Regions from separate parts of the Homo sapiens genome. Here region 2 is linked to region 1. A link is a loop called in an ENCODE intact Hi-C map of the cell type or tissue named here. Cell type or tissue: CD4-positive, alpha-beta T cell. All regions are shown on one strand. Links, peaks and the distances in the headings refer to the core of each region. The heading gives the core; the rest is flanking DNA. Region 1 holds the start of ZMYM6 (zinc finger MYM-type containing 6). Region 2 overlaps DLGAP3 (DLG associated protein 3).

What was found. A loop is a pair of places that touch in the nucleus more often than their neighbours do. Peaks named below come from ENCODE experiments on the same cell type or tissue, not always from the same donor. Only the 100,000 strongest peaks of a DNase experiment are listed, where the experiment ranks them.
Region 2: a loop joins it to region 1, with 3.0 times the contacts of the local background. A loop is called at or near these places in 17 of 110 quality-filtered maps.

The regions. Positions count from the first base shown.
Region 1 is chr1:35,030,489-35,033,386 of GRCh38, reverse strand. ZMYM6 (zinc finger MYM-type containing 6) reads left to right here and starts at 1,442. Exons shown (of 16, transcript NM_007167.4): 1 at 1,442-1,572; 2 at 2,674-2,840. The coding sequence starts at 2,748. LOC124903990 (a long non-coding RNA gene) reads right to left here and starts at 667. Exons shown (of 2, transcript XR_007065739.1): 1 at 230-667. RefSeq lists enhancers at 1,253-1,432, 1,089-1,613, 1,614-2,140 and a silencer at 1,603-1,722. In CD4-positive, alpha-beta T cell, for the core only: no CTCF peak of the experiment used is centred there; DNase peaks (open chromatin) are centred at 1,386 and 2,136; H3K4me3 peaks cover 1,777 bases; H3K27ac peaks cover 1,354 bases.
Region 2 is chr1:34,865,250-34,868,147 of GRCh38, reverse strand. DLGAP3 (DLG associated protein 3) reads left to right here. Exons shown (of 12, transcript NM_001080418.3): 10 at 521-612; 11 at 957-1,100; 12 at 1,847-2,712. The coding sequence ends at 2,065. Among named protein-coding and RNA genes, the nearest start is that of SMIM12, 7.0 kb to the right of the region's middle. RefSeq lists enhancers at 1,604-1,733, 1,784-1,883, 1,934-2,013 and a silencer at 2,174-2,223. In CD4-positive, alpha-beta T cell, for the core only: CTCF peaks have their summits at 1,436 and 1,640 (motif pointing right); DNase peaks (open chromatin) are centred at 617 and 1,637; H3K4me3 peaks cover 1,424 bases; H3K27ac peaks cover 1,600 bases.

The sequences.
Region 1 (2,898 bases), core at 165-2,664:
CATGGCTGAAGGGAGTATAAACTGAAACCACCATTTTCTAAAATTGCCTGAGATTATCTACCTAAATTTTACATATACATAACAAGCAATTTCACTTTTAGGTATGAACCCAACAGAAATGTGTGCATATGTATCACTGTTAAATAAAACTTGTAGGCCATTGTTTCGGGCTAAGCTCCTGCAGTAGGTCTCAATGAACCAGACTAAAAATCAAAATGGAGTCACTCACACTGAGGTTCCATGTCATCAAATGGAAACTACGTTGTTATTTGAAGTTCTGAAAAGTCAGGAAAAAGAGATAATAAGAGTCTAATTTCCCCTGAGTGCCAGTTTCAATTAGCATAATAATGAAATTTCTTCTGCTTTAATCGTTACCAAAAAAAGATAAACTGAAGTTACCTGATGTTAACCAATCAGTTATTTCTCTATTGTTTTGTTTCTTGGTTCTGCTTTACAAGGAAATTAACTTATTTATTTATTTTTTGGAAAGTTACTTTGAAATGAACCAATCTGTTTTTTGTTCTTTACTTCTGCTTTCTCCAGCCCTTCTCTGTCTATAAAACCTACCTCTTCTGCTCAGCTCATTGGAACACTTGTTCTATTTTATGGAATGAAGTGCTGCCAGATTCTAGAATCACAAATAAAGCTAATTGAGATATTTAAATTAAATTTGTTGTAATTTTGTCTTTTAACATCACCAATGACAAGAATGTTCACAGAAGCATTATTCCTAATAGCCACAAATTGGAAACAACTCAAATGTCCATCAGTAGTAGATGATTAAAATTGTATCATATTCATAAAATAGAATACTATACAGCAGTCAAAATGAATGAACAGTCACAAATCATACACGTATCTGTGAAACAATGTTGAATTAAAAAAACCAAATCTCAATTTTGAGCAAGTTTTTTCATTTATATCTCAAGAGATTAAAAAATTATACCTCTTAGGGTTAAATGGTGAGGATTAAGTGGGATGGTGCATGTGAAGTGCTCAGCAAGCCAAGTATTATTTAATATCATGCTCTCTCAGTAGGCCACCTTTCAGGAAATGGGCACTAAAGGATGCTACAGATTAGCTAGGTGTGGTGGCACGTGCCTGTAAGCCCAGCTACTCGGGAGGCTGAGGCAGGAGAATCGCTTCAACCCAGGAGGCGGAGGTTGCAGTTAGCCGAGATTGTGCCACTGCACCCCAGCCTGGGCAACACAGTGATACTCTGTCTCCAAAAAAAAAAAAAAAAAAAAAAAAAAAAAAAAAAAAAAAAAAGAATGCTATAGAGCACTTACAGCGCCTTCTAACGCCATCTCCACCTTTTCACTATTGAGCCTCGGTCTCTTTAAGAAGTGAACCATAATTGAGGAAAGAGGAATGCTGGGAAGTTCTACTCAGCTCAGGTCCGGAGCCTGACGGGAAAAGAGGGCGGAGACCAAGGCTGCGCAGGCGTGGTTGGCCGGTCGTTGCGTTGGGATGGATCAGGCGGAATTCCAGAAGAGAAAATAATCCCTGTCTAGATGCAGAGGACTTGGTTCCTATTCCAGTGCTCCTCCGGTAGCAGGGAGGCGACAGAAGGTGGGTGCGGCCGCAGTGGTAGTGGGCGGGACGGCGGGGCGGAGGCCACACCACGTGACGAGGCGTTGCGGCGGGGGCGGTGCCAGGTGGGCTACGCGGCTGGGGCGGCTGCGGATATCGCCTTAGGGACGCGTTGACATTCACTGGCTAGTCCACCGCTCTCAGTCGGAGACCACATTGCCTCGTTAGTCCTCAATGATGGGAGTGGGAATTCTTGGTGGGAAGGAGAATTTCGGAAAGCGTGCGGTTCTCAGAGGAGGGATGAGCGCCCGTAGATATTTTGTGGCGAGTGCGCAAAAGTTCTCATTTCTTCTTTGGAACAGGCTTTTCAACCAGTTGTCCGTTTCCATCCCGGACTATTCGGATAAAGACAACTTTGAAGAGCTTTTTGTTTTAGGTTTAATTCGTCCCGTTTAGTTCTTTGACTTTTAGGGGAAGGGAATTTACTGAATGGCCAATTGAGTTTCTTTTCTACAGGAAGGCGATTGTGAAGCGGGGCTCTGAGGGGCTTGATGCCCCCCACCCCTCACACGGAGACCTTGAAAGAGGCAGGTGACTCACTTTCAGTAAGGGCGTTCCTGTTGTTCGCCTGCGATGGATGGCATCTTGAGCTCACATCTAGCGTTAGGCCGAGAAATGGGGCCCTTAGGGAGGCTTCCAGTGAAGGTTGAGTTATAGGTCAGGGCCGGGAGGTTGTTGTGCCCCTCTTTGAGAAATAAAAGCCGACGTGGGCCTCTAAGTACTGATTCTTATGGGGTCAGAAACTATTTCTTGAGTCCGTTCTTCTCAGAGTTTATTACTTCCTCCCACGTCTTGGTCTGCTGGTCTAATTCCCTTCAATAACCTTCAACATAGGAAAAAACCAGAGTGTGTTGTGTGTCTTTAAAGATATTAGAGAAGTGGGAGCTGTTGCCCCAAAACTGTTTTCTTATGTAGCTACTGAAGGAACAGAAAGCAGGAAGAAAGAAAAAAGTTAGTTGTGGCCCCAGAAGAGTTGTTTTTCAAATGCCGAGCCGTGAAGCCTCATGCACTCAACACAAAGTTTTTCTTTCATATAGATAAGCCTGAAGAAAAAAGAATAAGCCTGAGTATGTATTTTAGGTGTCCAACTATCCATTACCAAGAAGAAATCTATTCGTTTGAGCCTGAGACACTCTTTGAGGTAAAAAATTAGAATGAAAGAACCTTTGGATGGTGAATGTGGCAAAGCAGTGGTACCACAGCAGGAGCTTCTGGACAAAATTAAAGAAGAACCAGACAATGCTCAAGTAAGCATTTCATCTTCATTTAAAAATTTAAAAAAATTCCTTCTTTTCCATCTGGTCA
Region 2 (2,898 bases), core at 138-2,637, 170 kb after region 1:
GAGCATGGCCCTTCCTGTAAGTCAGATCCACTGGGAGACACAGTCTTACCCCAGAATCTCTGAGTTGAGGGGACAGTGGCTATGAAGATGTGTTATGTACATGAAATTACTTGGTCATTCTTAAAGAGCCAAGGAGTCTTGCATGCACTGGGGAGTGATGAACAAAGCTTAGCCAGTGGGTGGTCATTGAGCTAATGCCCTGGCCAAGGCTATAGGGCTAGGCTGGGGCTGGTTTCCGTCTGTTCTCTGATACGGGAGGGAGAAAGGATAAAGAAGGATGAGCACTCAAGAAATGTAGGCTGTATGAAGGAGGGAACATCAGTGTCTGAGGATACAGTCTTGGTGTAGTGGAGCGAGAACTTGTTAGGAACTTGAGGATGGGATGGGGCTGGGGCTGGAGGAGACTGATGGATACACAGTGCCAAGCAACCGAGGGGTCAGCGTCATTCAGGGCAGACTTCGTGGAGGCTGGGGAAGGAGATGCATCATTTCCCTCCCTGAATTTCCTTCTGCTTTCTAGTCCTGGAGAAGATCCGCAGTGCTGTGGGCAGCACACAACTTCTCCTGTCCCAGAAGGTTCAGCAGTTCTTCCGGCTGTGTCAGCAAAGCATGGTGAGTGCCCATAGTAGTAGATCCTACCAGATACATGTGACCCAGAGTGTGTGTGTGCTGGAGGTGAGACAGGCAGGTGACCCAGAGTGAGTGTGTACCAGAGGTGAGACCAGGCCTGCATGCCTTCTGGGGTAGCTGTGAGTCTTGTGCCTGGAGGTAGGACCAGGTGTTTGTGCACAAGAAGGGGAGTCCTGGGCTCGCTCTTGTCCCCCTGTCTCCCAGCCCCCACCCACTCTCCCAGGCTGAGCTTCCTGGCAGTAAGGGTGGATAGGACTTTCTCTTGTCCTGGCTGGGGCTCAGACCTCCTTGACCAATCACTTTCCCTCCATCTTCCTCTGTTGCAGGATCCCACTGCGTTCCCTGTGCCCACCTTCCAGGACCTGGCGGGTTTCTGGGACCTCCTACAGCTCTCCATCGAGGATGTGACCCTCAAGTTCCTGGAGCTACAGCAACTCAAGGCCAACAGCTGGAAACTCCTGGAGCCTAAGGTGGGGCTGGGGTGCCTTCAGGCAAAGAGGCCAGACTCTGGGAAATTCCCCTCCCCAGAGAGGTGGAGGGTGGGACGAACAAGGGGGCAGGGGAAGGGATCCATGGGCAGCAAGGGCAGCCTTGGACAGGTGATAGGTGACCATCCCCTTCCAGAGTGACCACGCTCGTGGCCACTGCCGTCTGCTTGGCCCCAGTGCTCATCACTGCTTGAGCTGCCAGAACCCCAAGGCTTCCTCAGCGCGGGGGAGCGGGGTTGGGGGGGTGGCGGCGGCTGCAGCTGGAGAGAGCAAAAGTAGACCTTACGGAAGGACAGACTGTCCTCAGTTCGGGCCTAGGCATCGACGGCAGAGCCTTGAGGGTCCCCTCAGCCGCCAGGTCCCTGGACCTTGTCTGCGATGAGGGCCAGAGGCCTGGTATGTGCACCCTCATTGCGGAGCCTGGGTCGGGAACTCCCTCCTTCGGGTCGGGACCCGGAGTGAAAAACCGGCTCTGCTGCGAGCTGTTGAGAACGGCGCCACCAGGGGGCGCTCGAACGCGCCGCGCTTTGGTGGAAAATGTGGGGATTTGACCTTGTCGGAACAGGAGCACCTGGGGCTTCAGGTCACGGGATCCGTGGCGGATTCTGAGCGCCATCGCGTTCGGAGCCACGCGGTCGTCAGCACTCTGGGCGCGGGGGTGCGGGGGCGGACACCTGGGTGTTGGGATGGTTCGGCGCCCCAGCTCAGCGACGCCCTCTGCCCCGCAGGAGGAGAAGAAGGTCCCTCCGCCGATACCAAAGAAGCCCCTGCGGGGCCGGGGCGTGCCGGTGAAGGAGCGCTCCCTGGACTCCGTGGACCGGCAGCGGCAGGAAGCGCGCAAGCGGCTCCTGGCGGCCAAGCGCGCCGCTTCCTTCCGCCACAGCTCGGCCACCGAGAGCGCCGACAGCATCGAGATCTACATCCCCGAGGCCCAGACCAGGCTGTGACCGGTCCGGCCCGCCCAGCCCGGCCCGGGCCCGCGGTTCTCCACCCGTACTGTACACCCAGCGTCGAGGTCACTGTGAACGCGGGCCGCCCCGTGCGCCCGCCCCACCGGCACCGGACGCCCCGGCCCCCGGGCCCGTCACACTCTCGTGGGTTTTTTACCTTCCTGATCCCACGCGAAGGCGCCCGGGCTGGGCAGGGGGCCGTGCCTCTCCGCCCTGCGCCCCTCACCTGGATCCCCTGCCCACCTGGTCCGACGCTTTGTCCCCACCTCCTCCCCATGGGCACCATCTCTGCCATTCTTTCCCCCACGGGCCAGGCCGGGCCGGGTCCCTCATCTGGGCTCTGCGTCCCCCCCTCCCCCACCCCGCGGGGCTGGGCTTCGTGGGGATCAAGCTTCGTGGCTTTTTATGAAGAATCCCGAACCCTGCCTAGGAGCCCGCCCCACCCTCCCAGGGGCTCCATCCTCAGCCCTCTGCCCACTGGGCCCAGGGACCACAGTGGCTGGACCAACCCAGGACCAGGGCGCCTGGGCCTCTCCCCTTTCCCAGCGGCTGGGGAGGGGAGATGGGGGCTTCCCCTCACCACACCTGTGGCTGTTCCCACATCCCCTTGAATATCCCAGGAAAAATAAAACGGCAGAACTGCACTCGAGCCAGCTGCTCTCTCCAGAAGAGGCCACCTCCGTCCCGTGTGTGGGAGGACGGGGGTGAAGGGAGAAGGGACCGGGAGCCCACTCTCTTGGTTTGGAGATAGCAGGGGTTGCCTGAGCTCCTTCCAGGGATGGGCCAGCTGGTGGAAAGGAGATTCGGCCCCCTGATGCCCACAGTAAGGG